3 separate regions of the Mus musculus genome follow, and all the other regions are linked to region 1. A link is a loop called in an ENCODE intact Hi-C map of the cell type or tissue named here. Cell type or tissue: gastrocnemius. All regions are shown on one strand.

What was found. Hi-C counts contacts between places; a loop is a spot of excess contacts. Peaks named below come from ENCODE experiments on the same cell type or tissue, not always from the same donor. Only the 100,000 strongest peaks of a DNase experiment are listed, where the experiment ranks them.
Region 2: a loop joins it to region 1, with 2.2 times the contacts of the local background. A loop is called at or near these places in 3 of 42 quality-filtered maps.
Region 3: it touches region 1 in a loop (2.4-fold over the local background); 2 of 42 quality-filtered maps call a loop at or near these places.

What each region holds. Positions count from the first base shown.
Region 1 is chr1:59,333,093-59,335,592 of GRCm38, forward strand. The region is part of intron 12 of Cdk15 (cyclin-dependent kinase 15); the gene reads left to right. Among named protein-coding and RNA genes, the nearest start is that of Gm51625, 34 kb to the right of the region's middle. RefSeq lists an enhancer at 831-2,341. In gastrocnemius, no CTCF peak of the experiment used is centred here; DNase peaks (open chromatin) are centred at 210, 466 and 1,339; H3K4me3 peaks cover 662 bases; H3K27ac peaks cover 1,406 bases.
Region 2 is chr1:59,408,663-59,411,162 of GRCm38, forward strand. All of the region lies in intron 2 of Gm33724 (a long non-coding RNA gene), which reads right to left. Among named protein-coding and RNA genes, the nearest start is that of Gm33724, 9.0 kb to the right of the region's middle. In gastrocnemius, no CTCF peak of the experiment used is centred here; a DNase peak (open chromatin) is centred at 1,116; H3K27ac peaks cover 2,005 bases.
Region 3 is chr1:59,403,077-59,405,576 of GRCm38, forward strand. All of the region lies in intron 2 of Gm33724 (a long non-coding RNA gene), which reads right to left. Among named protein-coding and RNA genes, the nearest start is that of Gm33724, 15 kb to the right of the region's middle. In gastrocnemius, no CTCF peak of the experiment used is centred here; DNase peaks (open chromatin) are centred at 977, 1,269 and 2,465.

The DNA.
Region 1 (2,500 bases):
ATGCAGAGTTTAAATTATGCCTGATAAAAGGAGTTTCGTGGATGTTTCAGTTCTTTCAAATTCTCCTGGCTTCCTCCCAATTAAATGAGGTTTGTCAAAGCCACGGGGCTCTGCTGGCTGCTGCCTCTGCGGACAAGCACTTCCTGCAGCGACATCTCGAATCCCTGAGGGAGAAGATGAAAGGGCCAGCGCCAAGAGACAGGGAAGAGGGGTGCAACTGTGTGTGTGTGTGTGTGTGTGTGTGTGTGTGTGTGTGCACTCGCGTGTGTGTGCATGTGTGCATGTGTGCTTGGGGCAGGTATAGAAATACACATAGAAAGATGACATTGGGATGTGCTGCAAGCAGGCGGGAAGAGCAAAGGTACTGGGAGAATTGGAGAGGAGCCTCCAGGGCTGTCTGTGCACCTTGACAACAGTGGCCCTCGCCAAGGGCTCTTCCTCCACTAAGGGCTGCATACCCTGGGCTGGGTACCACCACTAGCCTGCTTTTTCATTGCCCCTGGCAAAGAGCCTTTGTTAACAGCCTGCTTTGCAGACAGAGAGACCCAGTGGGTAAACCCAGCTCCCAACCTGCAGGGACAGAAAAATCTCCATTGCTGAGGCGGGCTGCTGCAGGCACGAGAATTGTGAAAAAATAAGATGTATGCTTGCCAAAGACGTTTGAGGAGTGTTGCTTTGCTGTAATTAGAAGAAAGGTTTTGCTCCCTTGGTAACATTTCATTATGGCCTCCATTCAGGGGCTTATATTTACATCAGTTTATTATTCTGGTCGCAGAATAACCAAGTTGTCACTTTAAAATATATTCTGTTTCCCCTTTGATCTGGAAGATGCCAGCTCTTATTGTCTGGCCTCTGAAGAAGACAATTAAGCATGAAGCCTGTAAGTGGAAAATATATGGAGACCAGAGGACAGACAGCCCAAATCCCCACAGAAGGCTGCTGTGCAAACTCCCCACAAAATCAAAGACTAGTCCCCATCAATCTCTGCCGATTTTCATCAAGCTGAGTCTCCAACGACACTGTCCCTGGGTTGTGGCAGTAAGTTTAGAGCCAGAGGAAATTGATCAAGGGTGATTTGCCATGAAAACCCAGGAATTCCAGGATTGGTTCCCATGTGGAGATCACTGTTAAGTGGGAAAACGTCAGCATTAGAATGCAGGGCGGGCGAGCCTGCGGGAATGTCTGCCAAGCCCTGACGCTCTCCCTCCCGGACCCTTGAACACCTGAAGAAACATTTGTTGAAGGAGAAATTATTGGTAGTCCCTCTCAAAACACACCCATCAGTGAGCTAATTGCTTTTGCAGATGGCCAGGGAACAGCTCTCCCCACCCAGGCACCAGCTCATGGCCACACTGTGGTCCCCATGGCCGAGCCAGCAGTACAGCCTGTCAGCTGGGGCAGCAAGGACCTAAAATTAGGCCCTTTGGCAGCTCTCTAATCTTAGCTCCAGGTTCAGCCCTTTGCTTAATTCCCTTTGCCCTCAGCATGAACTTGGGCTCTGGGAAAGGAACACTGGTTAACGATTTGGGGGTAGGGGAGTAGAAAATCATTAAGCTGCCCCTTCTAGAAATGGCTCCCTTCCGTTCTTACAGGAAGCCTTCCAAATGTTACCATTAGAGAGTTAAGACTGACTTTGGAAGCTCGCCATTTTGAGCATACACACTGATCCACAAGAGTATTTTTTTTTAAAAAAAAAAATCTGGGCCAGTAAATGCCACATGATTTAAGAGTCTGGTCCTTAAGCCCCAGCTCTTGATCATCAAGACATCAAAGGCGCTCTCTCTCTCTCTCTCTCTCTCTCTCTCTCTCTCTCTCTCTCTCTCTCCCTCTCTCTGTTTGACTCATTTTCTATCCTAATCCAGGTTTGAATCCGTCTCTACCATTCCTTCCTGGACTAAATCCCTGCTTCTCCTTTAAAATACGTCTTGGCATCTTAGGGGAAAAAAATCATCTTGAAGTTTAAAGGCTTGCCATGCTCCACAAATACTTTTGTAGAAACAATGTTCTATAGGCTGCACAGGGGCAGGGAAAGCCTGCAACCCTTTCCTCTGCCTTCCCTCCACCCACTCACACCTCCACTCTGAGAGTTCTGAACTCATTCCCACTGCCAAGTTAACATCAGAGCCATATTTCACTTCACTCCAAAAAGAGTGAAAATTTCAAGTCTTCTTCTATTGTCAGGTCTTTAAACATTTGATGATCCTGTGACATCACTGTCCAAACTCACTTGTCTAGTCTAGGTGTCCTTAACTGGTGTGTGTGTGTGTGTGTGTGTGTGTGTGTGTGTGTGTGTGTGTGTGTATGTGCATGAGCATCCATGTATGGAAGTTGACCTGGGTGTCCTTCCTTAGGAGCTGTCAACCTTGATTTCTGAGATGGGAGACAGTCCCTCTCACTGGGATGTGGGGCTCACTGCTTAGGCTGGGCTGGTTCACAGTCAAGTTACATGGATCTAGTCGCCTCTCCAGCACTGATGCTAGAAGCTCTCGCCACCATGGTT
Region 2 (2,500 bases), 76 kb after region 1:
GCTGTCCTGGAACTCACTTTGTAGACCAGGCTGGCCACGAACTCAGAAATCTGCACCACCACGCCCGGCTTTTTGTGTGTGTGTGTGTGTGTGTGTCCCAGTTATTATGGAAATAAAAACTAAATCTAGATCAGAAAGTCTCAGGCAAAAAGTTCTAATTAAAGGAAAAATGGGTTAAGGAAGAGGCCTGCACTGATTTCGGGAGACTCGAGTTGCGACTGACAGAGAGCAGGCTTCTTATCAGCTGTCAGAGTGGTCTGATGTGGGTGATTTTTGTTAGTCGTGAAGATGGTATTTTTAAAGAAATCTCTTCCTCAAACTTTAAGGAGATTTTTCTCATGTAAGATACAGATCGGCGGCAGCTCATCCTTGGAGACATCTTGGCATCCTCCCGTATCTAGAGGGGTGTTGTTTCTCTCTCTCTCTCTCTCTCTCTCTCTCTCTCTCTCTCTCTCTCTCGATAAGATAAGAGAGCAGACATCGGAGGGACCGTCACATTTCATTCACTGTTGACAAGAAAAGAGAGATTCCTGGTGGGTAGCAGGCTTTGTGGATTAAGGGTGTGAGAACCTGTATCTCTTGTTCCCACAAAGGTCTCTTTGTCTGTTTCACCTGCCCTAGGCCTCACAAGAACAGTGGGGCAGATATGATTATTACTCCCATTTTGGCACATGAAGAAACAAATCCAATGAACAGAAAGGGAAAGTCACCTGCCCAAGGTCACACAGTTAAAAGCAGGATTCAAACCCAGAATCTACCATGCTCTACTGTCACCAGAAAGATAGAGGAAGGAAAGAAGAAAGGAAAGAAGGAAGAAAGGGAGGGAGGGAGGGAGGGAGGGAGGGAGGGAGGGAGGGAGGAAGGAAGGAAGGAAGGAAGGAAGGAAGGAAGGAAGGAAGGGAAGGAGGGAGAAAGGAAGAAAAGCTTCCAGAATATTCCAAGGACAAGCTTGAGAAACGTGGGGAATGTTCTAAGAAGCTCCATCAGTCAGTCAGCACAGGCTGGACAAGGTCTGTCACTGTGGGTGTATCGGTGAAACGAGCTGCAGAAACCATCTAAGGAGCAGCAAGAAGGTCACGAGTCAGAAGTCAGGTTCCAGAGCTTTGGCAGAACGCCAGAGTCTCACCAGGCCAGTCTCAGCTGTCACTTAAGAGCAGATGTCCTGTGGGTGTCACATATCTGAAAGTAATTAACTGATACGGGCTCACTGCGTCCCTATAAGCAAGTCTGCTTGGTAATCAACAACTGCTTTCCAAAAGAGAGGGTGTGGGGAGACTGGCTTTCCCACCCACTGCTGAGAATGTGGCTGCCACAACATTTTTTTGGGCAAGAGTCAGGCAGTACATGTGGAATGAAACCTAAATTCCTCCCTCTCATGATATACAAAAAACAACTCGAAAGAATCAAAGACTTAAATTAAGACCTGAAACTTTGAACTTACTAGAAGAAAACACAAAGGAAATGCTTCAAGACATGTGATCAGAGTAGATACTTTTAGGATAAGACTCCCAAAACCACAGGCAAAAGTAAAAACATACTAATGGGATTATATCCAACTAAGAGGCTTCTACACAGTGAGGGAAACGGGTATCAGAGTGAAGGGACAACCCACACACTGAGAGGAGTTATTTGCAAACTGTCCAACAGAGAAGGCTACACATTCAGATATTATAATAACTAAAGAACAGCACAACGAAGAACTCCAATCAAAACTCTGGCAAATGGTCTGAAGACACACAAATGACCCCAAGTTAGATTAAGACGCTCAGTATCACTAAGCAGAATTGTAAATCAAAGGGACAGAGAGCCAGTACCTCAACCCAGTCACAATGGCTGTGATTCAAAGGACTAAGTAGCAAATGCTGGTGAGAACACAGAGGAAGGAAAACTCAAACATGCACGGTGGGAATGGCCACTGGAAAACTGTGCTGGGTGGTTCCTGTCACAGCTGGGAAGAGGGGATCTTCACTGAGAAAATGTCTCCATAGGACTGGCCTGGGGGCAAATCTGCAGGGGTATTTTCTTGATCAATGGTTGATGTGGGGGAGCCCAGCTCACTATGGGTGGGGCCACCCCTGGGCAGGTGGTCCTGGGTTCTACAAGAAAGCAGGCTGAGCAAGCTGTGAGGAGCAAGCCAGTAAACAGCATCCCTCCATGGCTTTTGCCTCTGTTCATGACTCCAGGTTCTTGCCCTGACTTCTCAGTTATAAACTATTACCTGAAAGTGTAGGGTAGAATGTAAATAAATAAATAATAAATAAGTGAAATAAACCCATTCTTGCACGTTGTTTTTGGTCATGGCATCAGTAGAAATCCTAACTAAAACACTTATGGAGGTTTCTTTACACCGGCAGTTCTCAAGAACTCTGTGAGTCACGACTCCTTTGAGAGTCACATATCAGATATCTTGCCTAACATTTCTATTAATAACAGTAGCAAAATGACAGTTATGAAGTAGCAACAAAAACAATGTTCTGGCTGAGAGTCACCACAACATGAG
Region 3 (2,500 bases), 70 kb after region 1:
TGTCCCAAGGCCTGGCTGGCTTTCTGATCTTCTCATGAGGGCCTCGCCTACAGTTGTGAGGAGACATCCTTTCCCATCCTCTTCTCCGAGAGGCATCTTTTTCTAATTCACACAAAGCTGCAGTGCCAGGCCCTCATTTGCTTCTATCAGCTGCTTGCTCCATTGGTTCCTGGGTTGAATGAGTTCTATCCAGCTCTCACCCCATTCCCTACCCTCCCTCTCCTTACCCTGCCACCCACCCCAACCCTGGACTAAGCCCGCACTTTTGAACTTCTCCCTTGCCAGCCTGGCCTCCACTAGAAGTGCCCGCCTCTGGCTCTTCACAAGGCTCAGGCCTAAGACAGCTGGGTTTCCTGAGAATCCATATCCCTATCTGCTACCTAGCTGTGCCTTAGGGTGAGAGCAGCACAAACTGGAAGGAGCTGAATGAAGCTGCCTCCACTTAATTACTTCAGAGCTGTGAGTACATTCAAGGTCCCAGAGGTTATTTGCAGTGAGATCTAGTACAGGAACCAAGTGAGCTCTTCCTACATTGAAATCCCTGCCCTGCCAGGCGTGGTGGCGCATGCCTTTAATCCCAGCACTTGGGAGGCAGAGGCAGGCAGATTTCTGAGTTCGAGGCCAGCCTGGTCTACAGAGTGAGTGAGTTCCAAGACAGCCAGAGCTATACAGAGAAACCCTGTCTCGGAAAAAAAAAAAGGAAGGAAGGAAGAAAAGAAAGAGAGGAAAGAAAGAAAGAAAGAAAGAAAGAAAGAAAGAAAGAAAGAAAGAAAGAAAGAAAGGAAGAAAACCCTGCCCCAGGACACAGCCTTACCCCAGAAACACCGAGTTTGTTTCTCAACGAGGCTGCTGCCCAGAACTCATGCTAGCCGGGATTTTATCATTTCCCAGACAGGTCATTCTTGGCACTTGTTTTCCTGTTTAAACCAAAGTTGGCTAGCCAGGGAGGTGAGGTAGCCATGTGTCTCACCTTGGAAAAGGGAATGCTTGGTTACATTCTACCCAGTAAACACTGAGGTCCTGGAAAGGCTAAGGCATAGCGGACCAAATGAACAACACCCTGTCCTTGTGGAGGACACATCCAATAGAGGAAACAGACAACAACCCAATAAGTAAAAAAACATAAAAAGGAAAATGGATGTAATGAAAGAGTCGGGGGGGGGGGGGGAGCTCACAGTGTGCAGTGTGAGACAATTGACCTGTCAGGTGCAAACCTGCTGGAGAGCACAGGACCGGCCATCAGCCAAGTGTCCTTTTGCTCTAGTTATGAGATGTGCATTTAAAGGACCCTTCCATGCCTAAAATAATGTAAGAGGAAAATGTAGCAAGCCGGGAGCATAGTAATGCCCAGGGGCAAACTGCAAGGCTCAGGGATTGGTATCCTTAGCAGGGCTCGGTGAGCCTTGTGGACAGGGTGTAACCGCTGCTGGTGCTAAGCATCAGAGATGCTAAACCAAGAGGACAGCAAGTCCCTGGGAAAACCTGTGGCAAAGGGATTGGGAGACTGGGGCAGAAACAGACCCTCTACGGTCTGATGACACCTACTCAGACCTCCCTTCAGAGAGAGATGAAAGACAAATGACCAGACAAGAGGAGCTAAGTCAGAAGCAAAAGAATGCGGGGTATTTCCCAAGCGTACTGGCTAGTTATGTGTGTCAACTTGACACAGGCTGGAGTTATCACAAAGAAAGGAGCTTCAGTTGGGGAAATGCCTCCATGAGATCCAGCTGTAAGGCATTTTCTCAATGAGTGATCAAGGGGGGAGGGCCCCTTGTGGGTGGTGGCATCTCTGGTAGTTTTGGTTCTATAAGAGCAGGCTGAGCAAGCCAGGGGAAGCAAGCCAGTAAGTAACATCCCTCCATGGCCTCTGCATCAGCTCCTGCTTCCTGACCTGTTTGAGTTCCAGTCCTGACTTCCTTTGGTGATGAACAGCAATGTGGAAGAGTAAGCTGAATAAACCCTTTCCTCCCCAAGTGCTTCTTGGTCATGATGTTTGTGCAGGAATAGAAACCCTGACTAAGACACCAAAAATACCTTGTTTGGATGGATGCTTAAAGAACAGCAATTACCTCGAGGTAGGCAAAGGACGAGGGGGTGAAAATGTGTGGAAAGCCAAGATCAGGAAAAAAAGAGGTTTTGAATTACATTCTTATTTATTTGCTTTTTGTGTTTGTTTGGAAGTCAACTTTCAGGAGCTGATTCTCTCCTTCCACTGTATAGAAGGAACTCAGGCCAGCAGGCTTGGTGACAAGTGCCTTTCCCTGTTAAGCCATTGTGCCAGGCCAGGAAGAATTTTTATCGAAGGATTTTTATCTTAAGAGAAAAGCCTTAGCCGCTTTGTGTTTAAGATGCTGTGTGGTACCCACCCACAAATGCTGCCCAGAAAGAGTGGCAGATGGTTGCTCCCGAGCTCAAATGTCAGTGCCACCCTGGCTTCTGAAAAACATGTGGGCATCAAAGGGAACCTGGCAGTTTGCTCAACACTGAAGCTCCTGTGTAT